Linked DNA regions of Homo sapiens: region 2 is linked to region 1. Evidence: chromatin loops called from intact Hi-C (ENCODE). Cell type or tissue: sigmoid colon. All regions are shown on one strand. Links, peaks and the distances in the headings refer to the core of each region. The heading gives the core; the rest is flanking DNA.

Region 1 (8,346 bases), core at 11-8,010:
TGATTGTTGAGCACAACTAAAAAGCAAACGAGAGAAAGAACAAACAGTAGACAATAGTGAGTATACAGGGTAAGGCACCGCAATCCACTTTTCTCCATCCTCACCATGCTTGTTTGATCTGAAAAAGCCTCCTAAATGATCTGCCTCCTGCCATTCAACACCCTTTTCATCTATCTTCCATAAACACAAATTGATCATGACAAATGATGTATTGGTTCCCTTTGCTCTTGGGAAAACATTCAGAATATTCTCCTAGCTTAAAAGGTTCTTCAGGAAGGAACACTTTTTTTCCATCTTGATTTCTCATTTTTCTTTCTCTTGTACATGCCACTCAGGCATATTCAACACCACTAAATCCCTGAAAGTGCTGAAACATTCTTTTCCCTGCTATTCCTGGATTACTGTTATTTTGATAATTTTTTTTTTTACTAGTTGTTATTAGTTTTCTATTGCTGTGTAACAAATTACTGTGCTGTAAAAATGTAGCACTTTTAAAAAGCACAAATTTATCTCACTATTTCTATAGGTTAGAAATCTGGCACAGTGTGGTTGGTTTATCTTTTCAGGGTCTCATTAGGCTAAAATCCAGGTAGTATCCAGGGCTGCAGCTCTCATCTGGGACGTATGGTCTTCTTCCACACTCACTGGGTATTGGCAGAATTCAGTGCCTCATGGTTGTGGGACTGTGGTCCCTATTTCCTTGCTGCATGGTCCTCTTTCTCTTCAAGCCAACAATGGTGCCTTGGTAATCCTTGTGCTTTGACTCTGATTTCTGCTTCTGCCTTCTGTTTTAAGGATTCATGTGATTACATTAGGCCCATCTGGATAATCAAAGATACTCTCACCATTTTAAGGTCAATTGCTTTGTAACATTACATCTACAAAATCTTTTTGCCATTTAATATAACCTATTCATGGATATAAACACCAGAGAGTGAAGTCCATGGGGAGCCAACATTCTGCCTATCACAATTATAGCATCAAATTTGGCTGAGGGGCCCTTCTTATAAGATTCATGCTCATTTATTTCTCTGCCTCCATTTCTAGAGTATAAGCTTCATGATGTCAGTGACTATGTCTACTGCACAAACCTGATGTGTTGCAGCTGGCTTGTCCTTGCTAAGAAGTGCTTATTATTAAATTTTCAGGAATTTTTCCATCTGTTTGTTAAACATAGCTATTATTTTAAAAAACAAATTATATTCTCAAAACATAATAAATGCTCTAATTCATTTCCTGTTTATTGTCATAGTGTTTACTACGATTTATTCTCTTGAAGTTATTTTCCCCGATTCAATCCTTATGGTGGAAATACTATCTATTGAGGGACTACCGCACATCTTTTCAACTTCCTGTTCAGTGCCATTATTCGGTTGGTGCAAAAGTAATTGCAGTTTTTGCCATTACAATACATTATGCTGGTAGCTTGAAATTGACAATAGTGGATGTATTGATACCAAATAAATCAGCAACACTAGTTGACATCTTTTTTTTTTTTCCAGGTGGAGTCTGGCTCTGTCTCCCAGGCTGGAGTGCAGTGGCGCGATCTGGGCTCACTGCAAACTCCGCGTCCCTGGTTCACGCCATTCTCCTGCCTCAGCCTCCCGAGTAGCTGGGACTACAGGCGCCCGCCACCACGCCCGGATAATTTTTTGTACTTTTAGTAGAAACGGAGTTTCACCATGTTAGCCAGGATGGTCTTGATCTCCTGACCTTGTGATCCGCCCACCTCGGCCTCCCAAAGTGCTGGGATTACAGGCGTGAGCCATCGCGCCCGGCCTAGTTGACATCTTGATGTATTGTTTATTTGATTGTTTAGACTTGAGAAAATGATAGTAAAAATGTTAACAGCACAGATTAAGCTTAAAGCAGGTCATGTCTATAGCCATTACACAAAAATTTAAAGAAATATTATTCTTCCGGTATCTAAAACCTATGATTCAGCAAAGAAGCAGCTCATGATATTGACAAACAAAGGAAGTTACAACTTACCACCTAATTTTACTTTAATCTTATTAATACAAAAGAATCAAGTAATATTCTTATATGAACTATATTCATTCATCAGATACAACCATAGCTTGGCTAAAAATACAATAGTTTAGCAAAAAATAAAATAAAAAATTTCTGTGGAAACAAAATGGCTATATTACATTTAAAATAAAGAGTAAATTGTACACTATACATTCTTTACATTAATGTTTTATATTAAAAAGTATACATTTATGTATGTGTGCATAAACATACATTTTTACACCATCATGAAACATTTACCAGCCCACCACTGAATGCATTGAATATACTCCTAGAGCTCATCACAATGCCTAGCACATATGGCGTGCTCAGTAAATGTTTGTTTAATGAATGAACGGATAGAAGCCATGGTCTACATGATTGACCAGAGAACACAGGCTGAGTGGAAAGGGAATAGAGGCCAGAAAAGAAGCAACAGTTTGGGGAAGTTGGGAGGATTCCAAGAACTAGAGGTCAGTTGAGAATTTCTATAAGATTCTACAGAAGTTATAAAGTAGGAGACCAAAAAATAATTAAAGGAGCTGTGACAAGACAAAGCATCTCAGGGGTTAGAGAAAGCTAGGGACTAACCATGTGCAAGGCCCTGCACTGTTAGTCCACTTTAAGTTAATCTTTTATATACTCACAAAACCTTCATTTATCCTCATTTTATAGGCAAAGAAACTAGGTAATTAAAGTTAATCAACTGGCCCAGACTCATTCAGCTAGTAGAGGGTAGAGGCCAGAGTGTTCTAAACCCAAAGCCTGCACTCTTGAGGGCTACACCAAATGGAAGTGGGAACAAGGCTGTGAGGAGTTGTAATTCAAGAGCTTACTACTCACAGTGTGTTCTGAGGAACAGAAGAGGGGATTTTTGTTAGAACGTTGATTCTCAAGCCCTACCCCAGATCTACTGAATCAAATCTGTGTTTTTTTTTTCTGTCTTTTACAAGATATACTGGAAATGCCTATGCACCTTGACACTTGAAAACCACTAGTTTAGGAGGCAATTGTATCAGCAGGTAACCACATTGCAGATGGTCATTAAAGTCAAAGAAATCAAGAAGTACTATCAGGTATATTGTAAGATTGAACTTGCCCAAGTAAAGTGAGGGTGCTCCTTCTAGCATGTGGCATATTAAAATCACCTAGAGACCTTCGTAAAATGCCAAGGCATTAGTAATTTTAAAGTGATTCCAATATATAACCAAGGTTGAGAACTTATCAGGAGCATCACATTAGTCATGCCGTTCCTCTCAGATGTGAACAGTAGCCCCTACTTATCAAAACAAACAACGAAGCAAATGTCCGTGGATCTGACTTGAGAGGCTGAAGCATCTCCTCCCCAGGATATAATTACTCTTCAGCCTCACAGTGGTTTTTCTAGCCTTGCTCTTTACACAATAGCCCTGCCTTCCAACCCCAGAAACAGACTGGCTTATAGGATTTCACATTTCATGTGCCTCTCACCTGGCACACCCTTTTTTCTCCTTGCCACCAGACCACATCCTTTCCTTCCTCCAGCCCACATTTATTTCTAGACCTAAAATGATTTCTTAATGTCAACCTTTTATTCTGCTTACATGGCATCATACCCCTCACCAGGATTAAACTGTACCAAAGATACCTGGAAACAAATTGTACAAAATAAACAGAATTTTATGGAGGCTACACAGTTCTATTTGTTCAAATCAAGTATTATCCTTTTTAAAAAAATGCCACTAAAGCTAGTTTCCTCTATCTGGATCCTCTGCTGTGCAGTAACAATACAAGGCCCACAAAAGAGGGCTGAGTTCCTTCCCACATGCACTGCTTTTTCTCCAGTAATAGACTGCATTTTGGATGACTGCCAGGCAACAATAGTTGACTCGTGCTGGCCAGCTCTCAACATAGGTCTCCGAAGAAGCTGGGGAACAGGGCAAATTGACGCTTCTAGTTTTCTCTCAATAATCCCTCCCCAGGGTTCAGGTTCACATGTGGACTTCTGTTACCAACCTTGTTTGATCTCTTTAAAGAGGTCCCTTGCCTCCATTTGGGTGACATGAAGTCTCCATAAGAACAGCAATAGGAATACTTAAGATCTTCTTGTCACATGATAAACAGACTGATTAGATCTTCTGGTTTAGTGACTTCCTCTTCACTCTCACCAGCTACTGAAAGTGTGGCCGGTCGCTTTGATTGGGGATATAACTGATTCTTTGAACTTTGCTCCATTCTTAACAGTATTCCAATACTGTAATTAGATAGTGGGCTGTATAGACTGAAAAATGGTTTTGCTAAGTGTAATGGGAATTGTTTCCAGGTTACCCTTTCATCATAAGAATTCACTAAGGCATGCAAACCAATTTCATTTATTTCTTCTTCTGTTTCTCAGAAAAGGGCCTTTTTTAGCAGGGTGGTGGTGGGGAGGATGGTGATAGCTTATAGAAATTCCAGAAAACAAGGGATGGAGATGAAAGATGTTTAAAACAAGCAAACCAAAACCGTCTCTAAGAAGGAAGTCAAACAAAATTCTTTTTGATATTTGAAAATCTTTAGTTTTGATTTACGCCCAGACTTGTACTCTGTTACTTAAAATTCCCTGTATTTAGGTTATAACTTCTAGGAGCATAGATACTCATCTTCATTCATTGATTCATGCATACATACATTTAATCATTAATTCATTCATTTATTCAGTAACATTTACTGGATATTTGATAGAAACAAAGGGTTCAGGATAAACAAAAATAAGACATGTTCCCCAACCTCAAGTAGCTCAGAATCTAAAGGAGCAGAAAATTTCTAAATTGTCCAAAACTTATACAGGTGCTAAAATGTAAATCTCTAGAAAATACAGTGGGAACCCAGCAAATACCATGATCGACTCTGTAGGGGCAGCAGTAGCAGGGTGGAACTTTTTTCTTAGTAAAGAAAGAAGAAAATTCCAGAAAAGAAAAAAAAAAGCTTCAGAACCAATTTTCTATAATCAAAATAGAGGTGCTCAGATTTTGTCTAGTGCTATATTTTATATGAAACTCATGTGTCAATTGGGGTAAGGCTTCCAATTAAGCTAAGGCTACTCAGAACCCCCAGGCCATAGTCGAAGCTTTTTCTAAGAGTTCTATGAATCTCTGGAGGATCTGGGTTTCTATTGTTACTTCTAGTTCTGAGCTCCTGCTCCCATAAATCAGTTCTATTTATGAATTATTTTATCTTCCTTGAATGTTGCCCCTGACTTACACCACTTTCACTCATATATGGACTTTCAGGTTTTTTCCTTGATCTTAAAAAATATCAACAATATCATGCAGGTATGGTGCTTGTAACTGTAACATCAGTGTAGAGAGCAAAGAACCGAATCCCTGTGTGAACCAATCCTCTATTTGAAACAATCCACAGCTTGTCTTTTGTCCACCCAGGCACACTGGTGTCATGGGCTCTTTCTTCATCTCAGTGGCTTCTCTCTTTCTCTTCCCTATGATCTTTTTTAAAGTGGACTTCCAGGATTGCTCCTAGCAATTCCAAGTGCTTTTCATGCCATGCTGAGTAATGCAGTTCTCACCAGCTCCAATCCCAAAAGTCAGCTCAAAGGACATTTTTGCTTATTCAAAATCCTCTGGTGTTTAAATAATCCTTGGATGGTACTTTTGTTCCCAGAAGAAATGCTTCTGCTATGAACAGACACTTCTCAAAAGAAGACAACCATGCGGCCAACAAACATATGAAAAAAAGCTCATCATCACTAGTCATTAGAAAAATGCAAATGAAAACCACAATGAGATGCCATCTCATGTCAATTAGAATGATGATTATTAAAAAGTCAGGAAACAACAGATGCTGGCAAGGATGTGGAGAAATAGGAACGCTTTTATACTGGTGATGGGAGTGTAAATTAGTTTAACCATTGTGGAAGACATTGTGATGATTCCTCAAAGATCTAGATACCATTTGACCCAGCAATCCCATTACTGGGTATATAACCAAAGGATTATAAATCATTCTATTATAAAGACACATGCACAGGTATGTTTATTGCAGTACTATTTACAATAGGAAAGACTTGGAACCAACCCAAATGCCCATCAATAATAGATTGGATAAAAAAAATTGGCACATATACACCATAGAATACTATGCAGCCATAAAAAAGAATGAGTTCATGTCCTTTGCAGGGACATAGAGGAAGCTGGAAGCCATCATTCTCAGCAAACTAACACAGGAACAGAAAATCAAACTCCACATGTTCTCACTCATAAATGCGAGTTGAACAATGAGAACACATGGGCACAGGGAGGGGAGCATCACACACTGGGGCCTGTTGGAGGGTGAGGGACAAGGGGAGGGAGAGCATTAGGACAAATACCTAATGCATGCGGGGCTGAAAACCTAGATGACTGGTTGATAGGTGGAGCAAACCACCATGGCATATGTACACCTACGTAAAAAACCTGCACATTCTACACATGTATCCCAGAACTTAAAGTAAAAAAAAAAAAAAAAAAAAAGAAAGAAAGGATGCTTCTAATACAATCTACTTTTCTTAAAAAGTGCTTATCAATTTCCTCCAAGCAACATTACAACCAATACTCTTCATATTTGAGGATGACGTTACTATTCATCAAAACCCACTTTTGGCCGGGTGCAGTGGCTCATGCCTGTAATCCCAGTACTTTGGGAGTCCGAGGCGGGTGGATCACAAGGTCAAGAGATCGAGACCATCCTGGCCAACATGGTGAAATCCCGTCTCTGCTAAAAATACAAAAATTAGCCGGGTGTGGTGGCGGGTGCCTGTAATCTCAGCTGCTTGGGAGGCTGAGGCAGGAGAATGGCATGAGCCCAGGAGGCGGAGGTTGCAGTGAGCCGAGATCATGCCACTGCACTCCAGCCTGGTGACAGAGCAAGACTCCGTCTAAAAAAAAGAAAAAGAAAGGAAAAGAAAAGAAAAAAAACACACTTTCTTTTCTTCCTGCTTTTGTTCTGGTATTCTTTGGAGATGGTTTGCAAGAAATCCACTTCCATTACTGTAGAGCTATGCCTCACTTTGAACTCTAAACACTGTTAGTCTGACCACAGTTTTGTTAAATCTGGATGTCTTAAGCCTCTAAAAACCCCAAACACCCCAGGAACAAGTATTACTCACCAATTATGGTATTAAAAATGAGCCACTGTCTCTGAGTTCACTTACTTGTTCTATAAACATTAATCATGCACCATGCATTAAGTTAAGCTTTGTTCTGCTCTAGAAGAGCTCAGAGTCTAACCAAATACAAGTTCCAAAAAAGCTTTAAGGAAAGGCAACATCTTTGGAATTCATTAATAGCCTCTCAAGGGGATGGCTTTAATGGGCAATCTTCTTTTGGAGCCTATTTCCCATTCATTAGTTAAAACATAGATCCTATGCTTTGCCATTGTGCCTCGTATATGTTCTATCTCCTGCGATATAATGGCTGTAATTTAGGAGCATCCCCTGAAAAGAAAAAACATTTGTGGAGATGTAAGTTATAAGACTCTTTTCCCCGTATTGTGACTTATAAATTCCTCTTTCATATACTCATACAGCCTAGAGCATTATATAGTATGTTATAATTATATTATAATTGTGCAATTACTTATCTGTCCCCTCTCCTAGAAGTGAGCCCCTGGGGCAGGTTATGATTTATCCAAATTCAGTTCCTAGTATAGTGTTTGAAATTGTCGGTGTACTCACAGAAGACCTGGGAAAGAAAAGGAAAAGGAAGGGAGGGAGAAAAGGAGAAGGTAAGGATGATGACTATCGTTAGTGTGAGTCAGAGTATTCTGCACAATTTCTTCTATTTGGCACCTGGGAGGCTCCCCGTTCAAAGGTGTGGTCAGTCTTCCACAGAATTAGCAGATGGCTCAGCACAAGGACCTCAACTATCAGCTAAATCAGGATGAATATTTTGTAAAAACTGGGATTAAATGCCTTTTGTTAGACGGGCAAATGACACTGAAGTCTCGTTAATATTTTATGTTAAATTCTATGACCTGATACTCCATAAATATCATAGCTGCTAGAAATAATACTGAGATTCTAACCTTAGGTTTTGCTTTGTTTTTAATTTAAAATGTTATCAATTTGTCATATCATAGTGCTGAATTTTGTGCCCGCAAAATTCAGATGTTGAAACCCTAACCCCAGTACCTCAGAATGTAACTGTATTTGGAGATAGGAAGTTTGAAGAGGTGATTAAAGTAAAATGCTGTCAGGGTGGGCCATAATCCAATCTGACTGGCATTCTTACAAGAATTGGAAATTTAGACAAATGAAGAGAAGCCAGGTGTGTGTGCATACAGAGGAAACACCAAGGGAGTGGTCAATGAGAAGGCAGC
Region 2 (8,346 bases), core at 84-8,083, 130 kb after region 1:
TCTTTGCTCCACCAATGTTTGTTATTTGGACTTTGTTCAGTTATTGAACAGAGATTTCTAGTAGTCAGTGTCTTTGCCTGTTAAACAGCGTTGCTAATATCTTTTTTCAAGGGCTGTGCCAAGGTTTAAAAGAAGCAACGAGTGTTTACATATAACTTGCCTTGTTTTAAAAAAAGATTTAAAGTGTTTTGCAAAGGTTAAGACGCAATGTAAAATAAATTAAAAATAAGTGAGTGAACTGAATTAAAGGGAAGATAAACGTAGGAAAGTAGGATATACCCATGAAATAAAAGCTATATAATCTAGTACATTACCTGATACATGGGGATCATTCTTCAACGCTGGTTCTCAACTAGAGGTAATTTTGCCCCTAATGTTGGTAGACATTTGGGGTTGTCATAACTGGGGCGAGGATGGGAGTGTGCTACTGCATCTAGTTGATAGAGGCCAGATATACAGCTAAATATTCTATAGTGCACAGGACAAGCCTCCACATGAAGAATTAACCAGCCCAAAATGTCAATAGTCCTGAGGTTGAAAAAGTCCTGTCTACAACATGCTAATTCCTTTATATACTTTCCCAGCACCAAATGAATGTTATATACTTTGGAAGAGGGAAAGAATTCTGAGGGTTGAAGTAATCCCAGAAGCTTCCAAAGAGAATCTGGAACTTGAGCTGAGCTTTGAAAAAGCAAGAGGCGTAGTAAAAGGCATGGGAGGCCAAGAGACTGTGGGAAGATAGAAGCAATGAGAGAAGATTAAGACACTTCCCTTCAATTTCAAGGTGACAGATTGACCCCATTCTGCAGTAATCCCCACCCAACAGAACCTACTGACATGACTATAAAAGGTATAAAATGTATTAAATACATGGCCACAATTTATAAGAATAGAATGTCTTAATGAACCAGAAGTTGTGATAAACCCTTATAAGAAAAAGTGAGGGGAGCAAATGGGAAGTTATTGTGATAATTGAAGGCCCAAGCATGTGGGAAAATTCTGCCATAGAAGATGAAACCATTCAACTCACCCAACATTTCATCAAAATAAAGATGAGAAGGAAAGAGGTAGATTGTAACATCTTTACTTAAAGCATTGATCCTTCATGCCTGCTGGGTCATGAGCTGCTTTGAGACTGCTGAAAACTATGGATACTTTCTCCAGAAAAGTTCACTTACTTATCCCATATTTGCATAAAATTCCATTAGGCTTATGAAGATGTGTAAGCCCCAGTACTGGCAGTAAACTTTTATGTGTATGGGTGCCTCTTCCCCTAGGCAGTAGCCATTCCAAAATGCCAATATTGTTACTATTTAAAATTTTCTTTCAGTTATAGGCTGGGAGGAACCATTGAAAAGGCTTGGCAGGTGAGATTCAGGTGGCTAGACCGGTTAGGTAACTCAGCTTTGAGCCATAATCTCATCCGGGGTCAGACCTGTTGGGAAACTGAGCTCTCCATTTGTTCCCTGACCCTTAGTGGCTCTCTCAGTCCTCAGCCCTTTGTCTGTTTCTCTGGGGTGGAGATGTAGTCTTACTCATGCTATCATTGTCTCTAGAGCCAAGACTCTGACCAGTAAAATCCCACCTGGGAACTAGATTCCTTCTGCCAATGGAGAGACTTTTTAAAATGCTCACTACATGCTGTCAAGAATTGGGCATTTTGTGCAGCACCTGGATTCCCCATCATTGTGCTCCTGCTACACCCAGGAGCAAACATTATCTTCCCCCTGCCCCTCCCCTTGAACCTGACTGCTGCCTCTTTATACCTTGACTGTCCCCTGCAGCAGCTTCACCAAGTGGATACTTTATTTTTGACCCAGTTAGTTTTGCCTTTATTGGTAATAATAATGATAGCTGCCATTTATCAAGGTCTTACTTTGTGCTAGGTGGTATGGTAAGCTCTTTGCATACAACGTCTCATTGAATTCCTGGTATAGATTTTGTTTTACACATAAGGAATAAGACAAGCGAAGGAAGTCATCCATTTTCTTGGGATTTGAATCCAGGTCTCTGTTCTAGCACCATAGCTCTTAACCATACTTCCCTCAAGATGTTCTTCCTGTGCTTTTCCCAGGAGTTTGTTGATATTTCAGGTCCTGATCTCTTTTGTTCTTCCTTATCTTTTGTAAGAAACTATCGTAATTGCACAAGTCCTGAGAAATAAGAAGACACCTTCAGCATCTTAAACTAGAATAAATAAAAGAAGGGTGGCCTCCTAGAATTTAAGTCAGGAGGGAGGTGGTGGGCAATGGATGACAAGCTCTACTTTGAAGAGGTTGAATTTCAGCTGACCACTACTAAAGCAGTACAAGCTTTTCCTTTCAGCAAGTGTCTTCCCAGAAATGTGATAGCAATTTTTAGGAAGAATTTGGCAAACATAATGTTTAGCAGATTTGCAACAAATGCTATAAGCTCAAATTTTTTTTTTTTTTTTTTTTGGCAGCACACTCAGCCCTCCAAGGGGAAGTGGATTATTTTTCTTGCAAGTGCATTAGCAAGGGAGGTATTAAGGACAGCAACATTCCTTCCTGTATAAAAAAATAAATAAATAAAAGAAGAAAGATTATTGAGGCCCTCTCTGCTGTATGTAATGTACTTCAGGATGTTGGTAGAAAGATATCAACCTAGAATAAGTTCACAGAATACATTTGGTTTCACAGAAAGTTTAAAGTCAATCTGGACATTCAGTGATCTCTTTCTGTATATTTGATCTACCCATCTGCTGGGCTTTTGAAGTTTTCAATAATAAAAAATAAAAAAAGGAATAGTCCCAGCAGTATTTGCATGAACTTTTATTGAATTCAGTTCAGAGCCCTTTGGCATGAAGAGTACTGACTTTGGCAAACATCCAGGAAACACTCTTATGGGAAGCTTCTCTGTTTTTGTTTTGGAGCAACTTTGCACAATTAATCACAGCATCATTTACAGTTATAAAAAGTTGGAAACAACCTAGAGGCCCAATAAGTAGAAAATAGATCATTTATAGTACACAAACTTGACAATATATTATACAATATTAAAAACAACAATGGCACTAACATAACAACATTAAGAAGTACTTATGTTATATGTGGGAAAAATGATGCTGTATTTTGTTATGAAAAATGCAAATGGATATGTTAGTGCCTTCAAAAGGGCAAGAGGATTATGAATGATTAAGCGTACTTATTTCCTTTATTGTTTTTCTTATGAAAAATAGCTATGGTATAAATAACAGAAAATGTAATAAAAATTTGCATGACCAAAGAGGCCTTATCACATAAATAAGCTCAAGTCTCTCTCTCCTCCAAAAAGCCACTATAAGAGCCTGTTCTCACACTGGTGTGAAGATGGAGTAATTTTTAAAGAAAAGAGGTGTAATTGACAACAGTTCCACGTGGCTGGGGAGGCCTGGGGAAACTTAGAATCATGGCATAAGGTACCTCTTCACAGGACGGCAGAAGAGAGAATGAGTGCAGAGCAAAGGGGGAAGCACCTTATAAAGCCATCAGATGTCAGGAGAAGTCACTCACTATCATGAGAACAATATGGGGGAAACTGCCCCCATGATTTACTTATCGCCACTTCGTCCCACCCTTGACACATGGGGATTATTACAATTCAAGGTGAGATTTGGGTGGGGACGCAGAGGCAAACCATATCAGCTACCAACTTTTCACCTACTGCAAATATCACATTATACTTTTCTTAACATTTAAGTGTCTTCAACGAAATTTCTTTTACCTTCTCACTTTGTGTTTTCTCCTCAGTCTGTTGAAATCTGCCTTCTGCCAGGTCACTTAATGTGAAATTGTTCACATCAAGATAAAATCCACCTTGTTGCTGAAAATAGTTTTCAGTCTTTCAGCAGTTGGTATTTATTTGGTCACACCTTCTTTAACCTTGCAATTCCCAGATTTCAGATCTGTATTTCTTTGCAATATTCTTTTCAGTCTCCCGGTCCTCCTTAAACTTTACTTTCCCTCTAGGCATGTGAGCTCCCTTAAATAATCAGGCCCAGAAAAGCATTTAACATGTGGCAACAGTCACATCTCACTCCCTCTTGAGCTAAATCACTATCTCTCCAAGCCACTTGCTTTGCAGGCTCTAGACTAACTGATCCCAAGTAGCCATAAAATGCCATATACCCTATAGTTCCACAATGTATAGCCAATTGCTAACTAATGTTATTTCTGTGAACCAATGAGAATTCTTGACAAAAAAATTTTGTAATTGTTGCTTCCCCTGATTCATCTTTTTTTTCTTTAAACACTTGAGCATCTGTTTTGTTCTCCAGAGCACTCCCAAGGCAATTTGGAAGTGTTTCCTGGGCTGCAGTCCTTAACCTTTGTGCTTGAATAAACTCTCTTAAAATAGACTTTGAATTTGTTTATTTTATGTTGACAGTTTCTTGGTGTCTGTTGACCAGATGCCACTCTCAGGACCTTGCCATGTGGGCCTCTATAACACAACAGTTTGCTTCATTAAAATGTGCAAGCTATGAAAGCAACAGAGAGAGTGTACTTGCAAGACAGGATTCATAATCTCTTGTAACCTAATCATGAAAGAGACATCTCCTCAATGTTTCCATATTCTGTTGGTCAGAAGCACATTACTGAAGGAGATAGTGTTACATGAAGCCTGAATATACCAGGAGGTAACTTCACTGGGGGTCCTCATAAAGGCTGCCTATTATAATTCTAAACCCTGTATCTCATTCTCCACTGATACAAGGCACAAGTCCTATTACTAAATGCAACATGCACAAGTCTGAATACATCATCTTTCTATTCCCAAAGGCAGCTCATTTCCATCTTTTTAGTTAATGGCATCTCCATTCACCAACTTTTCAAAAATCAGAAAACTATCGTATTTATTCATCTTCCTTACCCCAACATTCAATTAATCATGAGCTGCTATTAATTCTGATTTCTAAATACCTATTACATCTGTCTCTCCACATGTCTGTCTTAACCTATCATGATCTGTAACCTATGTCATCGCTATGGCTTCCTAACATACCTTCCTACTCCCAGTCTTGCTCTCTTCCAGTCCTTACCACACCAGTGGTGACAATGCCACATTCCTGCTTAAAATGCTCACCTGGTTTCCCATAGCTCAAAAATATTTCAAGATGGATATGGATAGTGATTCTGAAAATGCACATTCAATAAATCTGTGATTTCCACAATACAGGCTACAAAAATTTAAACTCAGGAAAATCTTAGCTGGTAAGAATATGTGAAGTTGAGTGACAGTTGTGAACAATCTAGCTTTCTATTTGAATAATATGCAAAATCCCTATATAAGTTGTTTAGTGTGGAATCTCAGATATGGGGGATGTAAACTCAAAACAGTTGTATTAGTTTTCAGTAACCACTATCAATTGTTCTTTGAACATTATCTATTTGGAAGGCTGTATCCCTTGAAGATATTTCAGTTCCACTCTATAACTTTCCAGACATTTTCACATATTAGAAGTTTCATGGCAGTTCTGAGAAACTCAGACCTATTTATTGTAATATTTCAATCTCCAAGGGCTTCTGCTAGCTCACAGAGTGCCAATATGGGAATGGGAAAATGATGCCCCTTCCTCCTGGTGGAGACAGGGACCTGCACAATCAGTTCAGACCACTAATTCCTCCCCAGACCGTGTGAAATTCTAGCCGCCTGGAATTTAGAGATTGTGTGGCCTGCTTTAACAAACTTCCTCTTCGTTTTTCTAATCTGGCCATGGAATAGGTGTAAATAAGAGTGAAAATGGTATTTTCTAGTCAGTTGTAACATGACTGGTTATCAAATATTTCAAATATTGCCCCAAATACTACCCCCAGAAGGTGGTGCTGTGAGTTCTGAAATGTTTGTTTGGGAGCTGTCTCTCCAGAAGCAGACCTGGATGGACCAAGTACAAACTAGAGGTCAGTTATTTGTGTTTATTTCAATCTGTGCTGTCCATGACTTCAAAGCACAAGTCACTGGATTCTCTAAAAATACTTCCCATCCTCAAATTCTTTTTAACTGGATCAATTTTTGAGGCTTGGGAGACAGTTGAAAGTTGTTATTCTGACAGCTCCATTCAAAAATGAGATGTAAAAAATGACCTTTTTATAGGAACATACGGGAAAGAACTATAAAAACGCTTAAGATTTGGTTTGGCAGAGATATTTTTCTCATTCAAAAATGAGTAGCGTTTTTGGCACTTGCTGTGGTACTTTGTAGCTGGCAGCTGAATTATTTTGGCCTCTGCCCAAATCTCTGGACTCAAAAGCTGATCTTCAAATCTCCTGTTTAGTTAAAGAAGGATTTAAAACACTTAATGGCCATTTACATGTCAAAAATAAGACATTATATTAACCTGATATTGAGACACTGTGCCTGTCTAAATAGCGATGACAATAGATAAAATAACTACCTTTTGAATGGCAGTGCATTACTTGTATTATTCTTCAAAACAATCTGTCAATAGAACAGGTTTTAAAAGCCCATTTTACAGATAGGAAAACTGAGGTTCAGTAGACCAAGATCCTTGCTCAGGGTATTTGGAAGAATCAGTATTCGAGCCCATGGCTACAGACATTTACCTATTCTCTATTATGTCACGTTATTTTCAATGTATATTTTCTGAAATGCAATGCAGTAGGCCTTGAGTTAGTAATTCTTCCTTTAAATGTACCTGCAAATTATACAACACTCTTAGCCAATAATGACTTAGAGAATTATTTCTGCTTTCTTTAGCATTAGTACTTTTATATTCTTCTTAAAGGTAATTATTCTACCTATGACTGGGCTATTATGAAACAGGGTGGTCTTGGTAGTTTACAAATATGTCCATAAGTAGATGTATCATGGTGCCCTAAATTAGCTTTACTCATGTTCTTTTCTTTCTAGAAAATTTTTGTTAACCAGGATCCCATGCCTCTGTAAATTGACCATCCCCTAACCCATAGCTTCATATCATTTAGTGTTCTGGGACCTCCAAATGAAGTCTTTATTATTAGACAAGGAGGCATGGTCTGTCTGATATATGTTGAAAGCCAATAACATAACTCACTGTCTTTCAATTTGATAATAATTCTGTCTTAATTCAGTCTTATACATATTGCTTCCTATTATCTTCCATTCTTTTTCTTGGAGAAAGTAAAATGGAAGAGCCAAATGAAACACAGTGTTCTAAATCTACCCATATGAAGTAATCTACCACTTCAGATGTAAGTTGGTATAGAATAAAAGGAAGTCACAGTTCAATTTATGGATTCCAGGGAAATACAGTAGTATGATCCAGGAAGTATAGATATTTAAAGGAGGCATCTTCTAAGTTGATGGAACATAGCTGCTGAAGTTTCTGGGGCACAAATAGGGACAGTAACATGATTCTAAATTTTGGCTAAAGATTCCCAGTGAGTTAGTGCCTGGGTGAGGTAGGTGGGCATAGTGTATCATGATCCAGCAAAGTAATAGCTGAGCATGGTATCTAGACCCAGGAAAATGAGGCAGGGGTCGATGGGGGAACTAGAATACAAACTAGGAGGATATTCAAGGTTCTGGGAAGGAAGAAAGTCTGCAACTTTGCATCTGGGTTTATTTCCATATACAATGAATTTTAATAATAAATGCTGGTGAGGATGTAATCAGTGGGGAGAAGGAATTTGTACAGAGAAATATTATGATCAGATCTTTGCTTTTGTAATGTTGTTATCTGTTGGTAAGGAAATCATAAGAGGAAGAGCAAGATTGGCAACAGTGAGATCAGTTAGGAAGCTATTGGTATCTTCAAAGCACTGTCCAAGTCTCACCTTCATCCTCGTCAGACTTTCTCACCCAAATTTCTGTAGGATAAACTACCCTTGCCAAATCATTTAACATTTATTTTCTGTTTCTGTATCATACCTTTCTAATGACATTATAAACTATGATGAATTTAATTTTATTTTAGTTGTTTCATTGCATTAGGTTCATAATAAACACACAGAAAAATACATGAGTGCTTTTCAATGAAAAGTAGAAAGTAGGAGCAAATAAAGCATCGCATAAGTAGAGAAAGGAAGGCATAACATATTATGTACAGGGATATAGATATGTCAAAAAGGGGAAAGCTAACTGATTCCTACAGCAAAGTATTAGATGGGTGACTTTTTTTTTTAATGTGTATATATATTTTTTTTTTTACTATTTTTTTTCTAACTTTTAAGTGCAGGGGTACATGTGCAGGTTTGTTACGTGGGTAAACTTGTATCATGGGGTTTGTTGTACAGATTATTTCATCACCCAGGTATTAAGCCTAGTACCTATTAGTTATTTTTTCCCGATCCTCTTCCCTCCGCCTTCCATTAGACCCCAGAAAGTGTTGTTCCCCTCTATGTGTCCATG

The links. Peaks named below come from ENCODE experiments on the same cell type or tissue, not always from the same donor. Only the 100,000 strongest peaks of a DNase experiment are listed, where the experiment ranks them.
Region 2: a loop joins it to region 1, with 4 times the contacts of the local background. A loop is called at or near these places in 3 of 110 quality-filtered maps.

What each region holds. Positions count from the first base shown.
Region 1 is chr11:88,410,244-88,418,589 of GRCh38, reverse strand. All of the region lies in intron 2 of LOC101929174 (a long non-coding RNA gene), which reads right to left. Among named protein-coding and RNA genes, the nearest start is that of CTSC, 77 kb to the right of the region's middle. In sigmoid colon, for the core only: no CTCF peak of the experiment used is centred there; a DNase peak (open chromatin) is centred at 3,849; H3K27ac peaks cover 416 bases.
Region 2 is chr11:88,278,995-88,287,340 of GRCh38, reverse strand. No RefSeq gene overlaps it. Among named protein-coding and RNA genes, the nearest start is that of CTSC, 55 kb to the left of the region's middle. In sigmoid colon, for the core only: no CTCF peak of the experiment used is centred there; no DNase peak of the experiment used is centred there.